Linked DNA regions of Homo sapiens: region 1 is linked to region 2. Evidence: read pairs that join two places in POLR2A ChIA-PET (ENCODE). Cell type or tissue: endothelial cell of umbilical vein. All regions are shown on one strand. Links, peaks and the distances in the headings refer to the core of each region. The heading gives the core; the rest is flanking DNA. Region 1 overlaps CDC42 (cell division cycle 42). Region 2 holds the start of CELA3B (chymotrypsin like elastase 3B).

Evidence for each region. ChIA-PET counts read pairs that join two places held together with the same protein. Peaks named below come from ENCODE experiments on the same cell type or tissue, not always from the same donor. Only the 100,000 strongest peaks of a DNase experiment are listed, where the experiment ranks them.
Region 1: POLR2A ChIA-PET joins it to region 2 with 11 read pairs; 4 of 35 experiments call an interaction of 5 or more read pairs at or near these places.

The regions. Positions count from the first base shown.
Region 1 is chr1:22,064,698-22,072,974 of GRCh38, reverse strand. The region is part of intron 1 of CDC42 (cell division cycle 42); the gene reads right to left. It also overlaps the pseudogene MPHOSPH6P1. Among named protein-coding and RNA genes, the nearest start is that of CDC42, 16 kb to the right of the region's middle. In endothelial cell of umbilical vein, for the core only: no CTCF peak of the experiment used is centred there; no DNase peak of the experiment used is centred there.
Region 2 is chr1:21,971,349-21,979,625 of GRCh38, reverse strand. It overlaps CELA3B (chymotrypsin like elastase 3B), which reads right to left and starts at 2,604. Exons shown (of 8, transcript NM_007352.4): 1 at 2,544-2,604; 2 at 1,172-1,257. The coding sequence starts at 2,586. In endothelial cell of umbilical vein, for the core only: no CTCF peak of the experiment used is centred there; a DNase peak (open chromatin) is centred at 4,685; H3K27ac peaks cover 2,045 bases.

The DNA.
Region 1 (8,277 bases), core at 2,467-4,966, 94 kb before region 2:
GATTAAATATTTGCTAGTAAGTTTTACAAAAAATTTATATTCTCAATAAGATTACACCTCTTTTAAAACTATGTCAAGTATTAATAGTAACTGTGAATAAAAGGCAAGTCAAATTTTTGGTAATACACCAAATATTTGGCAATATTTGGTTTCCGTCCCCACTTCCTAGCAGAGAGCTCCTAAAAACCCTAGGAATTTCCTGAGTGCTGAGTGTCTCTTGTTTTTCATAACAAATTCACACCTGAATTTATGTTAATAAAGTGACAGGGTGGCGGTGGAAGGGATGCTAGGAAGCCTCAGGATGGGGCTGGTCACCAGAAAGGCAAAGTGACTAGAGGGATGTAACTTTCAGCCCCATGCACCAACCTCCAGAGAGGGGAGGAGGGCTAGAAACTGAGCTCTATGAAAACTCCAGAACAGAAGATTTGGAGAGCTTCCAGGTCTGTGAACATTTCAAGGTGAGGGGAAAGCAGGTCACCTGAATCCCTCCCCACCCACAACCGTGCCCTATGTATCTCTTCCATTTGGCTGTTCGTGAGTTGTACCCTTTATGACAAAGGCATAAAGGTAAGTAAAACGGCCAGGCACGGTGGTTCAAGCCTGTAATCCCAGCACTTTGGGAGGCCGAGGCGGGCAGATCATGAGGTCAGGAGATCGAGACCATTCTGGCTAACATGGCGAAACCCCGACTCTACTAAAAATACAAAAAATTAGCCAGGCGTGGTGGCAGGCGCCTGTAGTTCCAGCTACTCGGGAGGCTGAGGCAGGAGAATGGCATGAACCTGGGAGGCAGAGCTTGCAGTGAGCTGAGATCACGCCACTGTACTCCAGCCTGGGCAACAGAGCGAGACTCCATCCCAAAAAAAAAAAAAAAAAAAAAAAAGGTAAGTAAAACGTTTTCCTGAGTTCTATGAGTTGTTCTAGCTAATAATCAAACCTAAGAAGGGCCATGGGAATCCCAAAATTTGTAGTCTACTGGGCAGAGGTATAGGTAGCCTAGGCACTGCATTTGTAGCTGCTGCCTAAAGTGAGGGCAGTCTTCCAAGACTGAGCCCTTAAGCTGTGGGGTGGGAGTATCAGAATTAAACTGTTAGTATCAGAACTGAATTTTCTTTTTCTGACACCACATTCACTCTAATCCAAAACACACTAAAAGTAAAGTTGCCTTCATGTGAAATACGTTTGCCCCTGAAGTAACCCATTTTCATACTTAGGATACAAGAAAGAAGAGGCACTACAGGAATCAAGAGAATGACCCAATTTCACAATCTTCCTTATCAGTTCAACAGAAGGACTAGTCTGGTTGTAGGATTAAACAGAATAAAATCAAAACTACTTGTCTCTCCTGTCAAATCCAGCCACTTTGGAAAATGCAGCTTATATAACCTTCTGCTGTAAGTTATAGTAGCATATCTAACGTACAATTTTTTAAACACCTACCCATGCATGTGATTTTTAGGCAACCAAAAGTACTCAAACCACAGCAATGTATTCCATGCATTCACACACGTATGCAAGTGTGCTAACAAACTGTCTTGTTTGCAGAACTTCTTGTTTGCTTCTATATCACAGAAGACATGTAACAAAAAGCATACAGCTGGCCTTATATGTTTGTTAGAAATGCTTGTTCCGACCGGGTGCGGTGGCTCACACCTGTAATCCCAGCACTTTGGGAGGCCGAGGCGGATGGATCACGAGGTCAGGAGATCGAGACCATCCTGGCTAACATGGTGAAACCCCGACGCTACTAAAAATACAAAAAAATTAGCCGGGCGTGGTGGCAGGCGCCTGTAGTCCCAGCTACTCGGGAGGCTGAGGCAGGAGAATGGCGTGAACCCGTGAGGCAGAGCTTGCAGTGAGCCGAGACCGCGCCACTGCACTCCAGCCTGGGCAACAGAGCGAGACTCCATCTCAAAAAAAAAAAAAAAGAAAGAAAAAAAAAGAAATGCTTGTTCCTCAGTGCCGTAAAGAAATAGCACTTGAACATAAATTTAATTTTCTCAGCAAGGCCATTTATACCTTCTGCAGAAAGGATACACTTGCCAGCAGTTTTGCCACAAAAGTACACCGAGCAAAGGAGACAGGGTCATTTATAACCTGACGTGTCTATCCTACTGCTGTGTCCGGTTTTTATTGGCTGGAACGGGACCTCACGTTTTGTATTTGTCCTGATAGGCTAGCAACTTACAACTTTTAAAAAGAGGCAAAGAAGGCCAGGCGTGGTGGCTCACGCCTGTAATCCCAGCATTTTGGAAGGCCGAGGCAGGCGGATCACGAGGTCAAGAGATCAAGACCAGCCTGGCTAACACAGTGAAACCCTGCCTCTGTTAAAAATACAAAAAAATCAGCTGGGCGTGGTGGTGGACGCCTGTAGTCCCAGCTACCTGGGAGGCTGAGGCAGGAGAATGGCATGAACCTAGGAGGCGGAGCTTGTAGTGAGCCAAGATCATGCCACTGCACTCCAGCCTGAGCAACAGAGCGAGACTCTGTCTCAAAAAAAAAAAAAAAAAAAAAAAAAAAAAAAAAAAAAAGAGGCAAAGGCAGAGGACAACAAAGGAAGGAGGAAGTAACTTGTGGAATGCTGAGAAAGGTAAAAATACCTTTAAACAGGCTATGACCTAATGCTTGCTTGGACCAGTATAAGCATGCCAGGGCAAATATTTAGGCTAAATTGTGGGAGCTAAGAACATAAAGTACACTGATTTATTTATTACAGCTAGCAGATATTTAAGAATGTTAGCAAAGGTCTTTGAATAAATTTTGCTTTTAAGAGAAGTTACTATTTATTTCTGATTAGATGTGGGGGAAGTCTTTGAAGAGGAATCTCTACTTTACTTTTTACATGTTCAATTAAGAATACAACATTGCTTAGAAAATCCTACCCAGAGGCTGGGCACAGTGGCTCAAGCCTACAATCCCAGCACTTTGAGAAGCCAAGGAAGGTGGATTGCTTGAGGCCAGGAGTTTGAGAACAACCTAGGCAACGTGGCAAAACTGCGTCTCTACCAAAAATACAAAAATTAGCTGGGCATGGTGGCATGCGCCTGTGGTCCCAGCTACTTGGGAGGCTGAAGATCATCCGAGCCCAGGAGACGGAGGTTGCAAGTAAGCCAAGATTATGCCACTGCACTCCAGCCTGGGCAACACAGGGAGATGCTATCTCAAAACAACAACAACAAAAACAAACAAACAAAAAAACCTCTACCAAGGCTGGGTGTGGCGGCTCACGCCTGTAATCCCAACACTTTGGGAGGCCAAGGCAGGAGGATCACTTGAGCCCAGCAAATCAAGACCAGCTTGGGCAACATGACAAAATCCCATCTCTACAAAAAATTAAAAAAAAAAAAAAAAAAAAAAAAAAGTGGTGGCATGTGCCTGTAGTCCCAACTACTGGGGAGGCTGAGGGGAGAAACCACCTGAGCCAGGAAGGTCAAGGCTACAGTGAGCTGTAGTCACACCACTGCACTCCAGCCTGGGTAAGAGAACAAGACCCTGTTTCGGCCAAGCGTGGTGGCTCACGCCTATAATCCCAGCACTTTGGGAAGCTGAGGCGGGCAGATCACTTGAGGTCAGGAGTTCGAGACCAATCTGGCCAACATGGTGAAACCCAGTCTCTACCAAAAATACAAAAATTTGCCAGGTGTGATGGCGCTCACCTGTAGTCCCAGCTATTTGGGAGGGTGAGGCAGGAGAATTGCTTGAACCCAGGAGGCAGAGGTTGCAATGAGCCGTGATTGTGCCACTGCACTCCAGCCTGGGGACAGAGTGAGATTCTGTCTCAAAAAAAAAAAAAAAAAAAAAAAAGGAATAAAATGGAGATTACAATAAGATGTTTTCCTCAAAATACTCAAGACTTGTAGATCTACTCATTCATCTACTCATTCATTCAACAAGCCTTTACTAAGTACCTACCACGTGCCAAGCTTTGTCCTATACGTAGGCACACCCCACAATTCACATAACAAAGTTCACGCCCTCTTGGAGCAACAATTCCAGTGGGGTACACAGACAATAAACAAGCATCACCCCCTACATATTCTTCCTTCAATAATACTACCAACTGACATCCTTACATGTAACTTTCTCATTCTAGTCTCTTAACTAAGAAACAGCAGGTGGCCAGAACACAGCACAAGCTGAAGCCAGCATGGCACCTGAGCACAAGACCAAGTTCTCCAAGAACCTGCTGTACATGAAGTTCATGCAAAGAAGACTGGACTCAGAAACTAAGAAATGACTAGAAGAGGAAGAAAATAAAATTAGTTAAGAGCACTGGTACTCAGATTTGCCAGAGCTTAATAAGTAAAGAATTTCATAACAGAAGAGCAGCATCTCTTGTTATGTGAAGATCATTTCTATGGAAGGAATTTCATTCATCAGATTTACTCCTGAGGTTGAGAAATTAGTGCTTCAGGTGAATACTAAGAACAAAGCAGAAATTGAAGATGAAACAGTGGAATTTTACGTGTCAGATGAAGAAGAAATGGCTAGAAGAAATGGCTAGAATATGAGACCTTGGTGGGGACAACAGGAAAAAAGTCTGCCAAAAAGGGAGATCAAGCCAATTATGAAGACAATGAAAATGGAGACCTACAACTAATTAAAGCAAAGAAAATGTTCTTAAAGCCCCGGGATCAAAATACAGAACTTAAGAGATGGCTCAGAGATGCCTTGTGAAAGTTAGCAGCATGTTTTGTAACTAGTTCTGATGGTGCCTCTATAGTTATTAATACTATAACGTTTATTTGTAAAGAGATGTATAATTTTGGAAACATGCTGTTTTTGAAACAGATGTGTAATGGATGTCATACATCCTCTGCTAAATGGTACTGAGTGGATTTTTAGCCCTTGATCTTCAAATATACAGGTTTCCTAAAGATTTTTTTTGTTTTTGAGACAGGGTCTCACCCTGTCACCTAGGCCAGAGTGGAGTGGCTCAATCACAGCTCACTGCAGCGTCAACCTTCCTGGGCTCAAGGGATCCTCCCATCTCAGCCAAATCTTGGGTGTCTGGCCTTACAACTCACCCTATTTTCAAGCTACCCTTCCACTACAAAACCTCTCCTTCTCTGAGACCTTTCCTAACTAGTCTAGGTATTGAAACTGCCCCAACCGCCTGACCACCTGCTATGTTTGTGTCCCAAAATTCATAAGCTGACACCTGATCACCAGTGTGACGTTGTTAGAAGGTGAGACTGCTGGGAGGTGATTAGGTCCAGAGGGCAGAGTCCCCTCATCCCCAAATGGGATTAGTGGCCTTATAAGACACCCCAGAGAGCTCCCCTACCCCTTGCACCATGCAAGAAGACACAGCAAAAAGGAACAAACTGGTATGGGCGCAGTGGCTCAGGCCTGTAAACCCAGCACATTGAGAGGCCGAGGCAGGCGGATCATCTGAGGTCAGGCGTTCGAGACCAGCCTGGCCAACTTGGTGAAACCCTGTCTCCACTAAAAATACAAAAATTAGCCGGTGGCGCATGCCTGTAACCCCAGCTACTCAGGAGGATCGCTTGCTTGGGAGGTAGAGGTTGCAGTGAGCTGAGAGCACCAAAGCGAACTTGGGAGGCGGAGGTGGGAGTGAGCTAAGATCACCACTGCACTCCAGCCTGGGAAACAGAGTGAGACCGTCAAAAAAAGAAAAAGAAGAAAAGAAAAAACCAGCATCTATGAACCACAAAGCAGGCCCTCACCAAACATCAAATACGCCAGCACCCCAATATTGTCCTTCCCAGGATGCAGAACTGTGATAAGTTTCTGTCGTTTACAAGCTACCCAGTCTATGGTATTGTTAAAGAAGCCTAAACGGACTAAACAGAACCCATGGCAAGGCCCTTCTTCTTGCCTTCTCAAACCTTCTCATGCTCCGTTCCCCTGTACTCTCCATGCTCTAGCTACACAGGTCTCTTACCTCCCCAGACGTGCCAGGCTCTGTCCTGCCTTCAGGTCTTTTTTGGCCCAATCTCTGCTCACCACAACCTCCGCCTCCCAGGTTCAAGCGATTTTCCAGCCTCAACTTCCTGAGTAGCTGGAATTACAGGCATGTGCCACCACACCCGGCTAATTTTGTATTTTTAGTAGAGACGGGGTTTCTCCATGTTGGTCAAGCTGGTCTCAAACTCCCAACCTCAGGTGATCCGCCCACCTCGGCCTCCCAAAGTTCTGGAATTACAGGTGTGAGCCACTGCACCCGGCCATGCCTTGAAGTCTTTACCAACAACACTCCTGCCCCTGCTCTTAAAGCTTTTGGCTTCTCACTCTCCAGATCTCAGCTCGAATCATCATCTCCTCCAAAAGTCCTCCCCTGACCACATTATCCAGGGCAATAGTACCCTCCCTCCTTACACTCCTTTCATATTACCTTATTTCCTTTATTGTAAGGTCATAATCTATAATTATCTTGTTTATCTGTCATATGGCAGTAGAAACAGACTTTTAAAAATAAGGAAATCTCCATAAAGGTAATAACTGCTGTATGCCCACAAAATAGCTCAATACCAGTCACACAGGACACACTCACCGAATAAATGAATCACAGGAGTAATTAACCATGTTATTTTTAGTCACATATGCTTACTTTATTCTAATAGATTTTTTTTTTTGGAGACAGGGTATCACTCTGTCACCTAAGCTGCAGCACAGTGGCGCAATTTCAGCTTACTGCAACGTCTGCCTCCCACGCTCAAGCGATTCTCCTGCCTCAGCCTCCCAAGTAGCTGAGACTACAAGCATGCACCACCTCACCTCACCCAGCCCCTCTAATAGATTTTAAGCTCTCTGAGAGAACAACTAGGCTTATACTTCTTTATTCCCCGTCCCAATGCAGCCAATACAATACTGAACAGTATATTAAGGGCAAGAAAAAATAAAATTCTTAAATGTCTTTTACAACTTTGTTGACTAAAGTAGTAATATGAAAAAAACGCCCAGGCACAGAGGCCTGTAATCCCAACACTTTGGGAGGCCAAGGTGGGTCAATTATTTGAGGTCAGCAGCTCAAGACAAGCCTAGCCAACATGGTGAAATCCCGTCTCTGCTAAAACTACAAAAAATTAGCCAGGCATGGTGGCGCACACCTGTAATCCCAGCTACTCGGGAGGCTGAGGCTTGAGAATCGCTTGAACCCGGGAGGAGGTTGCAGTGAGCTGAGATCATGCCACTGCACTCCAGCCTGGTTGACAGAGACTCTGACCCCTCCCCCGCCCCCCAAAAAAAGACGAGATTTTTAAAGACAAGCAAATATGGGTTCCAATCTTAGCTCCACCTCAATGTGTACGATCCTGGCAAGTTACTTCACTTCTATGCCTTAACTTTCTCGTCTACAAATTGACATCTAATTCACAAGACCACTACAGAGAAATGAGGTAATGTATATAAAGCAACTGGTACACACACCACCTAGCAGAGAGTAAATACCTAATATGGCACCTTATTCTTACGCAAAATTAAAATCTGCAGAAACAGCCCTAAAAAGGTCAGAACAGTTGTTAAGTAAAAGCATCTAAATATCATGAATAAGAGGGAACTCAGAAAAATCCTTGCTTCTCCTAGGGAGGGTTATTTGCTAATTTTATCAATCCTTTCAGAAATCCCTTCATTCCAATCTCAAAGAGCAATTTAATTTAATAAGTGTCACATTTGTAGCCAAGAGATTCAAAATATTACAGAAAGGGCTGTAAACCACCTCGCCCTATTTTAAGAGACGAAATAACCTAATCACACAGCAAGTATTTCTCAAGTCTCTAACATGCCCAAGGAAGACGACAGAGTTGCAGTAAAGGGCATATGCTTTCAATCAAGCAGCCCTAAAGCTCAGATTCCCATTCTTGTGTGATTTTGGGCAAGCTACTTAAAACTCTTTTAAGCCTCGTTTCCTTTGTAAAACAGAGACAATAGTATCACCATCACAGGTTGTCAGTCACTCTGCAAAGAGCACTTAACACTCAACTATGAACTCTTACTATCAACGTGAAATAATCCAAATATGCAGGCAATTTAGCGGTGGCTCACGCCTGTAATCCCAGAATGCACGCCTGTAATCCCAGAATGCCGAGGTGGGTGGATCACCTGAGGTCAAGTTCGAGACCAGCCTGACCAACATGGTGAAACCCTGTCTCTACTAAAAATATGAAAATTAGCCAAGCGTGGTGGCAAGTGCCTTTAATCCCAGCTACTCAGGAGGCTGAAGCCAGAGAATTGCTTGAACCCCGGAGGCAGAGGTTGCAGTGAGATTGCGCCACTGCACTCCAGGCTGGGCAACAGAGTGAGACTCTCAAAAAA
Region 2 (8,277 bases), core at 3,410-5,909:
TAAAAATTAGCTGGGCATGGTGGCACATGCCTGTAGTCCTAGCTACACAGGAGGCTGATGTGGGATGATTGCTTGGACCTAGGAGGTCAAGGCTGCAGTGAGCTGAGATTACACCACTGCACTCCAGCCTGGGCAACACAGCAAGACCCTGTCTCAAAAAAAAAAAAAAAAAGAAAAGAAAAGAAAAGAAAAAAAGAAATATGGCAAGCACTGAGGAATTGAATTGTTAACATTATTTAATGTAAGTAAATTTCAGCTGGGTGCAGTGACTCACACCTGTAATCCCAGCACTTTGACAGGCTGAGGCAGGTGCATCAGCTGAGGTCACAAGTTCCAGACTGGCCTGGCCAACATAGTGAAACCCTGTCTCTACTAAAAATACAGAATTAGCCGGGCTTGGTGGCGCATGCCTGTAATCCCAGCTACTTGGGAGGCTGAGGTAGGAGAATCGCTTGAACCCGGGTGGCAGAGGTTGCAGTGAGCCAAGATTGTGCCATTGCACTTCAGCCTGGGCAACAAGAGTGAAACTCTGTCTCAATAATAATAATAGTCATAATAATTTAATTTAATTTTTTTTTGAGACAGAGTCTCACTCTGTTGCCCAGGGCTGGAGTGCAGTGGTGCGATCTCATCTCACTGCAACCTCCACCTCCTGGGTCCAAGGGATTCTCCTGCCTCAGCCTCCTGGGTAGCTGGGATTACAGGCGTGAGCCACCGTGCCCGGCCTAATTTAATTAAATTTAAATAGCCACAGCACATCAAGTCCAGCCTTCTGAGCTTCCCTCCACTGGCCTTACAAGATCCCTCACTCCCTTATTGCTTTCAGACCCCATAGCCCTGTTGTATCATCCTAGGAATCTAGAAATGAGTCTCTCAAAATCTCACTTCTTCAACACAGTGCCTGAAATTCCACCATCAGTGTGCCAACTCCTTGAGTTTAGCATTTCCTTCACCCCCGATTCCACTTTTAAGTTGCAAATAGCCCAGTGAGGGTTACAGACGGAATGGGCAAAACCTCCCCGTGAAGTAGATGGTCCAAGGGCTGCCTGGTCTTTGGAAGCTGAAGTGGACATTGCAAAGGGAGCAATGGTGTCAAGGCTGGATGCCGCGCCATTAGAGCTTAGGGTCCAGAGCCCACGGTGGGAATGAGGGCAGCTGCTATTGCTCTTACCTGCCAGGGCCAGCTGTAGGGGACCGCATCCTCACCATTGACAACGCGGCTGGAAGGGCGAGAGGAAGGTGGGCCATAGCCTGAGGCTAGAGGGGAGAGGAGAGCTGTCAATCAGCGGGAGGGTCCCCAAAAGCAAAGAGGAGGCCAGGGTCCCAGTCCAAGCCGTGCCTTCAAGTGGCTGTGTGACCCCATGCAAGCCCCTTTCGCCCTCTGGACCTCAGTAACCACATATGAATAGTGAACATTTAAACTAGAGCAGGGCTTTCCAGAATCCCAAGACTCCAGGGATAGAGATTCAAATGTGGCCTCCTTCATTGGGAGGATTGAAGAGCTTGATACACTTAGAACAATGCCTGGCCCTCAATGAGCCCTCAAAAAGTGAGAGCTATTGTCATACAGAGTGGAGGCTTTAAAGAAGGACTTCCTGGGTTCAAAGTGCAGCTCTGGGCTGTGTGTGGTGGTTCACACCTGTAATCCTAGTGCTTTGAGAGGCCGAGGCGGGAGGATCGCTTGAGCCCGGGAGTTTGAGACCAGCCTGGGCAACATAGCAAGACCTCATCTCTAGAAAAATAAAGTACAATAAAATAAAGTAGCCAGGTATGGTGGCATGTGCCTATAATCTCAGCTACTCAGGAGGCTAAGGTGGTAGGATTGCTTGAGGCCAAGATTTTGAGACCAGTCTGGGCAACAAAGCAAGACCCCATCTCAACAAAAAAAAAAGCAAAAAATAAAAACATTAAGTGCAGCTCTGCCTTTTGTTCTATGATAAGCTACTTTACTTCCTTGAGGGTCGGTAAAATGGGGAAAATGATAGTACTGATCTCCTGAGGCTGTTGTGAGAATTACATGAGAAAGTATAAGGAAAACCCTAAACATTCTGCCTGGCATAGTAAGCACTCAATCAATGTTATCTGTTACCATTATTGTCAGTCAAGGGAGGCTGCTTGGAAGAGGTGGCCCTGAGCTGGAATGTAATATGGCAGAGAGACCAGGAAAAGGCCAGAGCATAGAATATGGAGCCAGGTAGGGGGAGTGTGAGAGGAGAGTTGGAGTGGTAAGCAGAACAGTGGAAATTCCAACCCAAGAAGTCCAACCACACAGCCCAAACTCTTAACCGTTTGACTTTGTTTACTGCCCCCATCAAGGACTTCCACCACAGCCCTTTGGGGTCTTTCTCCATCCACGGCTTCCCCTCCACTCTCCTGCTCCATCATAAGCTGAAAGCCCCCACAGTCATGCCCCCGGGTACAAGCTGAGACCCCCTCCTGTGGAACCAGGCATAGGGTGTCATGGGACTTAGAGCAAGTGGTAGATTTCAAGGATTCCTAATCTAGGGCAGCCCAGGGAGCACACACACAGGTTGGGGTCTTACCAACGGCCACAAGGAGGAGGGAACTGAGCAGCCGGAGCATCATGAGTTTTGCGATGATAGGAAAAGGGCACAGAACCTGGGGCTCTAATATAGGGCAGAAGGTAAGCAAAGGGGGCTGACTGGGCCCCACTCCCAGAACAGGTGGTGGAAATGCAGGTCTCCCATGGTCCAAGGCCACAGTTCTCACTCACTGCAGATGGAGGAGTGACAGCCAAAGGAAGGACCTAGCGTTCCCTCCAACAGGTGGCCGCACAGGTGGTGTGGAGTGGCCAACTGATAACAAGAGTTCAGGAAGAAAAGCTCATGTCAGGACAAGACCTCCTCTTTCGGAAAGAACAGGGGCACTGGAACCGGGCAGACCACGGTTCAATCCTGGTTCTGCCACCTCCAAGCTCTGCGACTTTGGGCGCATGGCTTAACCTCTCTGAGTCTCAGTTTTCTGCTCTCTAACATGAGATTTATATTAGTACCCACCTCCACAAAAAATTTTTTGTTGAGCACTTTTTCTCTATGTATCAGGCACTGTTCTAGGGGATACAGCTGTGAAAAATACATGGTCTCAGCCCTTCTAGAGTTTGAGTCTAGGCCAGGAGCGGTGGCTCACACCTGTGATCCCAGCGCTTTGGGAGGCCAAGGTGGGAGGATCAATTGAGGTCAGAAGTTTGAAACATGGTGAAACCTTATCTCTACTAAAACTACAAAAATTAGCAGGCGTGGTGGTGGGCACCTATAATCCCAGCACCGGTAATCCTAGCTACTGTGAGCCTGAGGGAGGAGAATCATTTGAACCCAGGAGGCAGGGAGGCAGAGGTTGCAGTGAGCCGAGATCATGCCACTGCACTCCTGCCTGGGCCACAGAGCAAGACTGTCTCAAAAACAAACAAACAAACAAACAAAACAGAAAAGAAAATGGGGCGGGCACGGTGGCTCACGCCTGTAATCCCAGCACTTTGGGAGGCTGAGGTGGGTGGATCACGAGGTCAGGAGATCGACACCATCCTGGCTAACACGGTGAAACCCCGTCTCCACTAAAAATACAAAATGTTAGCCGGGCGAGGTGGCGGGCGCCTGTAGCCCCAGCTACTCAGGAGAGTGAGGCAAGAGAATGGCGTGAACCCCAGGGGGCAGAGCCTGCAGTGAGCCAAGATGGCGCCCCTGCACTCCAGCCTGGGCGACAGCGAGACTCCGTGTCAAAAAAAAAAAAAGAAAATGAAAATGGGTGATTGGGGTAGGAATGGAGTAAGTCATTTAGATGAGGGGGACAGAGAAAGTGACATTTGGGCTGAGGAGGTCATATCTGATGGAGTCCTGAGGATAAGTAAAAGCCAGCAACGGGAATCCCTGAAAGAAACGCGTTCTGAAGGGAGGCGACAGCAGGTGCGAAGTTCTGGAGGCTGCAATGGGCTTGGCTTGTTCAAGGAAAGGGAGGCCAGTGTGACAGGAGCTTGGTAGTCAAAGTAGAGAGGGGTGGGAGATGAGGTCAAAGAGCAGGCAACCCCGAAAGTGGAATTCACAGGTGATCCAGCGGTTTCCCTCCTAGGTCTACACCGTGAGAAAACCTTAGGCATGTGCTCCAGGAGGTGTGGATGAGATTGTTTGCCGCAGCCCCTGTTCTCAAACCTCAACAGCAAAGACCTAGAAACAACTCCCACGTCCATCAAGGTTCATAGGTCAATATGTGTAGCATATTCACACAATAGATTTTTTTTTTTTATAGTGGTGCGATCTTGGCTCACTGCAACCTCCACCTCACGGGTTCAAGCGATTCTCCTGCCTCAGCCTCCCGAGTAGCTGGGATTACAGGCGCGCACCACCACGCCTGGCTAATTTTTGTATTTTTAGTAGAGATGGGGTTTCACCATGTTGGCCAGGCTAGTTTCCAACTCCTGACCTCTGGTGATCCACCCACCTCGACCTCCCAAAGTACTGGGATTACAGGCATGAGCCACTGCACCCGGCCAGACGGGGCAATTTAAATAGATCCCTCCTGGGGGAAAGTCAGGCATCTTGCTGGGCAGGTTTTGTTTTAGGAGTGAACCCCCTCCAATCACAGCCTAGCCACTCTGATAGCCTGGGTTCATGGAACGTGTGTGGACACAATGGAAGCAGCTGTGAAAATCCTTTATACTGTGATAAAAATAGCCATGCCCTCCCCTGCCCTCTGTTCCCTATGTGCCCGGACATGTTTGTTTGCTCAGCTTGAAAGCTCTGAGCCATTCCCCAGACCTTACGCCAGGGAAGAAGGAGGGAGGGGCCCAGGAGGTGGCTGGGGAGAGATAGGGTTAGGTCCGATAAGCCCAGATTCCACTGTAGAGTGTCTGAAACCCACAGGGCCTAAAACGCGATCTAATCCAACCACTTACATCTGACAGAAGGGAAAATGATGGACCGGGCGCGGTGGCTCACGCCTGTAATCCCAACACTTTGGGAGGCCGAGGAGGGTGGACCACCTGAGGTCAGGAGTTCGAGACCAGCCTGACCAACATGGAGAAACCCCGTCTCTACTAAAAACACAAAATTAGCCGGGTGTGGTGGCGCATGCCTGTAATCCCAGCTACTAGGGAGGGTGAGGCAGGAAAATCGCTTGAACCTGGGAGGCGGAGTTTGTGGTGAGCCGAGATCGTGCCATTGCACTCCAGCCTGGGCAATAAGAGCAAAACTCTGTCACAAAAAAAAAAAAGAAGAAGAAAATGATGACCCAGAGAAAAGCCAGGACTTGGTCAAGTTTCCCTGGTTTGTTACTGCTTGGCCTGGTGAAGGGTAGCCCACGGGCATGGGAGGGTCCACTCTCCCTCCCCCAACTTCAACCGAGAAGCCTTCCCGGCTTCTTACCCAGGTGACCTTGAGCAAGTCCCAGCCTCTCTGTCGGCTCTGCTGGGTCCCCAGGGAGAGGGGCTCCCTGACGCCAACTGTCCCACCACAACCCCTGCCTGATTGGTCACTTCAAGGCCTATGGACTGACACTGGCAGTTGCACGGCTGATTAACTCTCCGAGGGTTTTCTGGCCTAGGAGTAGCTTGAGTGAAATCCCTGAAGATGAACCTCCTTCCAACACCTGCCCCGCAAGAGGGAAGATGGAGGGGTTAGATCTACTTTAGGCCTCAGCCTGAAGCAAAGCAAGCCATTTCCTGAATGGAGGTGGAAGTTAGGTCGGAGAGTATGCAAAATTAGGAGGTCAGTCTGGGAAGGAGAGGGAGGGCAGGGAAGCTGGCGAGGGGACAGAGGGGAAGCTGGTGAGCCTTTTTCCTGGGACTGGGGGAGTTCCATTCTTTCTAGTTCCCACCCCATAGGAAGCTCTTCGAGGGTTAAAACTTTATCTTATTCATCTTCAGATTCCCAGTACCTAGAAGGGAGCCTGGCACATGGTAGGTTTTCAACAGCATTTATTCAAGGAGACAACAAATGAATGAAGGAAGGGAAAGGACTCTTCAAATGCCCTCCGCTTCCTACCCTGAAAGCACGGTTGAGCCTGATATTCATGCAGGGTGCACCTGGAGGGTGTCCCCTCTGTGTGGCCTGGAAAAGCGCAGCAGCATGGATGGTGTCCTGATGGGCACATTCTTGAGATATTAATAGATGTTTGATGATAAATGGCCCCAGTAGAACGGAGCCCCATGGGGCAGGGGGTTTTGTGTGCTTTGTTCACTGCTGTGGCCTCAGCTCCCAGAACATAACCCAGTGGGCACTCAGTGAAGAACTAAAGGTCAGATGGGATTGGAAAGTATGAGCTCAGACAAAGTTCAAATTGTCCTTTCCTACAGGACTTCTCAGAGCCTTTAATATGCCAGTGTTCACGGTGAATCACACACAGTGGTCCTGAGTCTGGGACTCTGGTGCCTTATTGCCCTGTAGTTTCTGTGAAAATAAGATATTCAAAATCTAAGCTGTTGGAACTTTAAAATACCTTAGACTTAAGGGAATGAGATTATGGGACCTGAGTAATGTAAACAGGAAGGCATAACTTTTGTTTGTGTTATCGATTAGCTTTTCTTTACCTACATTGTTTTATAAAATGTTGTAAATGACTAAAGGGTGACAGGGCAGACTGTTTCACTCTCAACAGTCAATCTTCATTATAGATTAACTTCCTTCTTTTCTCTCTCACACAAAGACTTCATGACTATCACATTATCTAAGATAGAATGTTAAATACACAAATTGGAAAGGAAAATAAAACAAAGTGTATGGAAAAGAAGACAAATTTTAACTAGCTATATTGTTGTAACTCATAAACCAGCCTGGTATAGAAATGTTATAGTCCTACTAAATTTCTTTGTTTTCTGCCTGTATGAGCAAGATCTTCATTTTTTTTTTTTTTTTTTTTTGAAACAAAGTCTCACTCTTGTCCCCCAGGCTGGAGTGCGATGGCAAGATCTCGGCTCGCTGCCACCTTCACCTCCCGAGTGCAAGTGATTCTCCTGCCCTCAGCCTCCTAAGTAGCTGGGATTACAGGCACCTGCCACCATGCTGGGCTAATTTTTGTATTTTTAGTAGAGGCGGGGTTTCACCATGTTGGCCAGGCTGTTCTCAAACTCCTAACCTCAGGTGATCCACCTGCCTCGGCCCCCAAAAGGGCTGGGATTACAGGCACCTGCCACCACACCAGGCTAATTTTTTTTTTTTTTTTTGAGACGGAGTTTCACTCTTGTTGCCCAGGCTGGAGTGCAATGGCGCAATCTTGGTTCATCACAAACTCCACCTCCCAGGTGCAAGCGATTCTCCTGCCTCAGCCTCCCGAGTAGCTGAGATTACAGGCATGTGCCACCATGCCCGGCTAATTTTGTACTTTTAGTAGAGATGGCATTTCTCCATGTTGGTCAGGCTGGTCTCAAACTCCCGACCTCAGGTGATCCACCCTCCTCAGCCTCCCAAAGTGCTGGGATTACAGGCGTGAGCAAGGCGCCCGGCTTTTTTCTTTTTTTGAGACGAGCCTTGCTGTTGTCACCCAGGCTGGAGTGCAATGGCACGATCTCGGTTCACTGCAACCTCTGCCTCCCAGGTTCAAGCAGTTCTCCTGCCTCAGCCTCTCAAGTAGCTGGGATTACAGGCGCCCAGCTAATTTTTGTATTTTTAGTAGAGATGGGGTTTCGCCATGTTGGCCAGGCTGGTCTTGAACTCCTGACCTTGTGATCCACCCACCTGGGCCTCCCAAAGTGCTGGGATTACAGGCGTGAGCCACTGTGCCCTACTGTGTTTTTTTGTTTTGTTTTGTTTTGTTTTTTAAGAGAGGTAGTGTTTCACTCTGTAGCCTAGGCTGGAGTGCAGTGCTGTGATGATAGCTCAGAGCAGTCTCCAACTCGGGATCATGCTATCCTCCCACCTCAGCCTCCTCATAGCTGGGTCTACAGGTTCACGTCACCACACCTGGCTCCAAGACCTTAACTTTTTTTTTTTTTTTGAAATGGAGTCTCACTCTGTTGCCCAGGCTGGAGTGCAGTGGCACGATCTCGGCTCACTGCAACCTCTGCCTCCTGGGTTCAAGCAATTCTCCTGCCTCAGCCTCTGGAGTAGCTGGGATTACAGGCATGCACCACCACGTCCGGCTAATTTTTTGTATTTTTAGTAGAGATGCGGTCTCACCAGGTTGGCCAGCCTGGTCTCAAACTCCTGACTTCAAATGATCTGCCCGCCTCAGCCTCCCAAAGTGCTGGGATTACAGGCGTGAGCCACCATGCCTGGTGGGACTTTAACTTTTAACTTTGGAGCACTTACTCCTTTTCTCTGGAGCCCATGT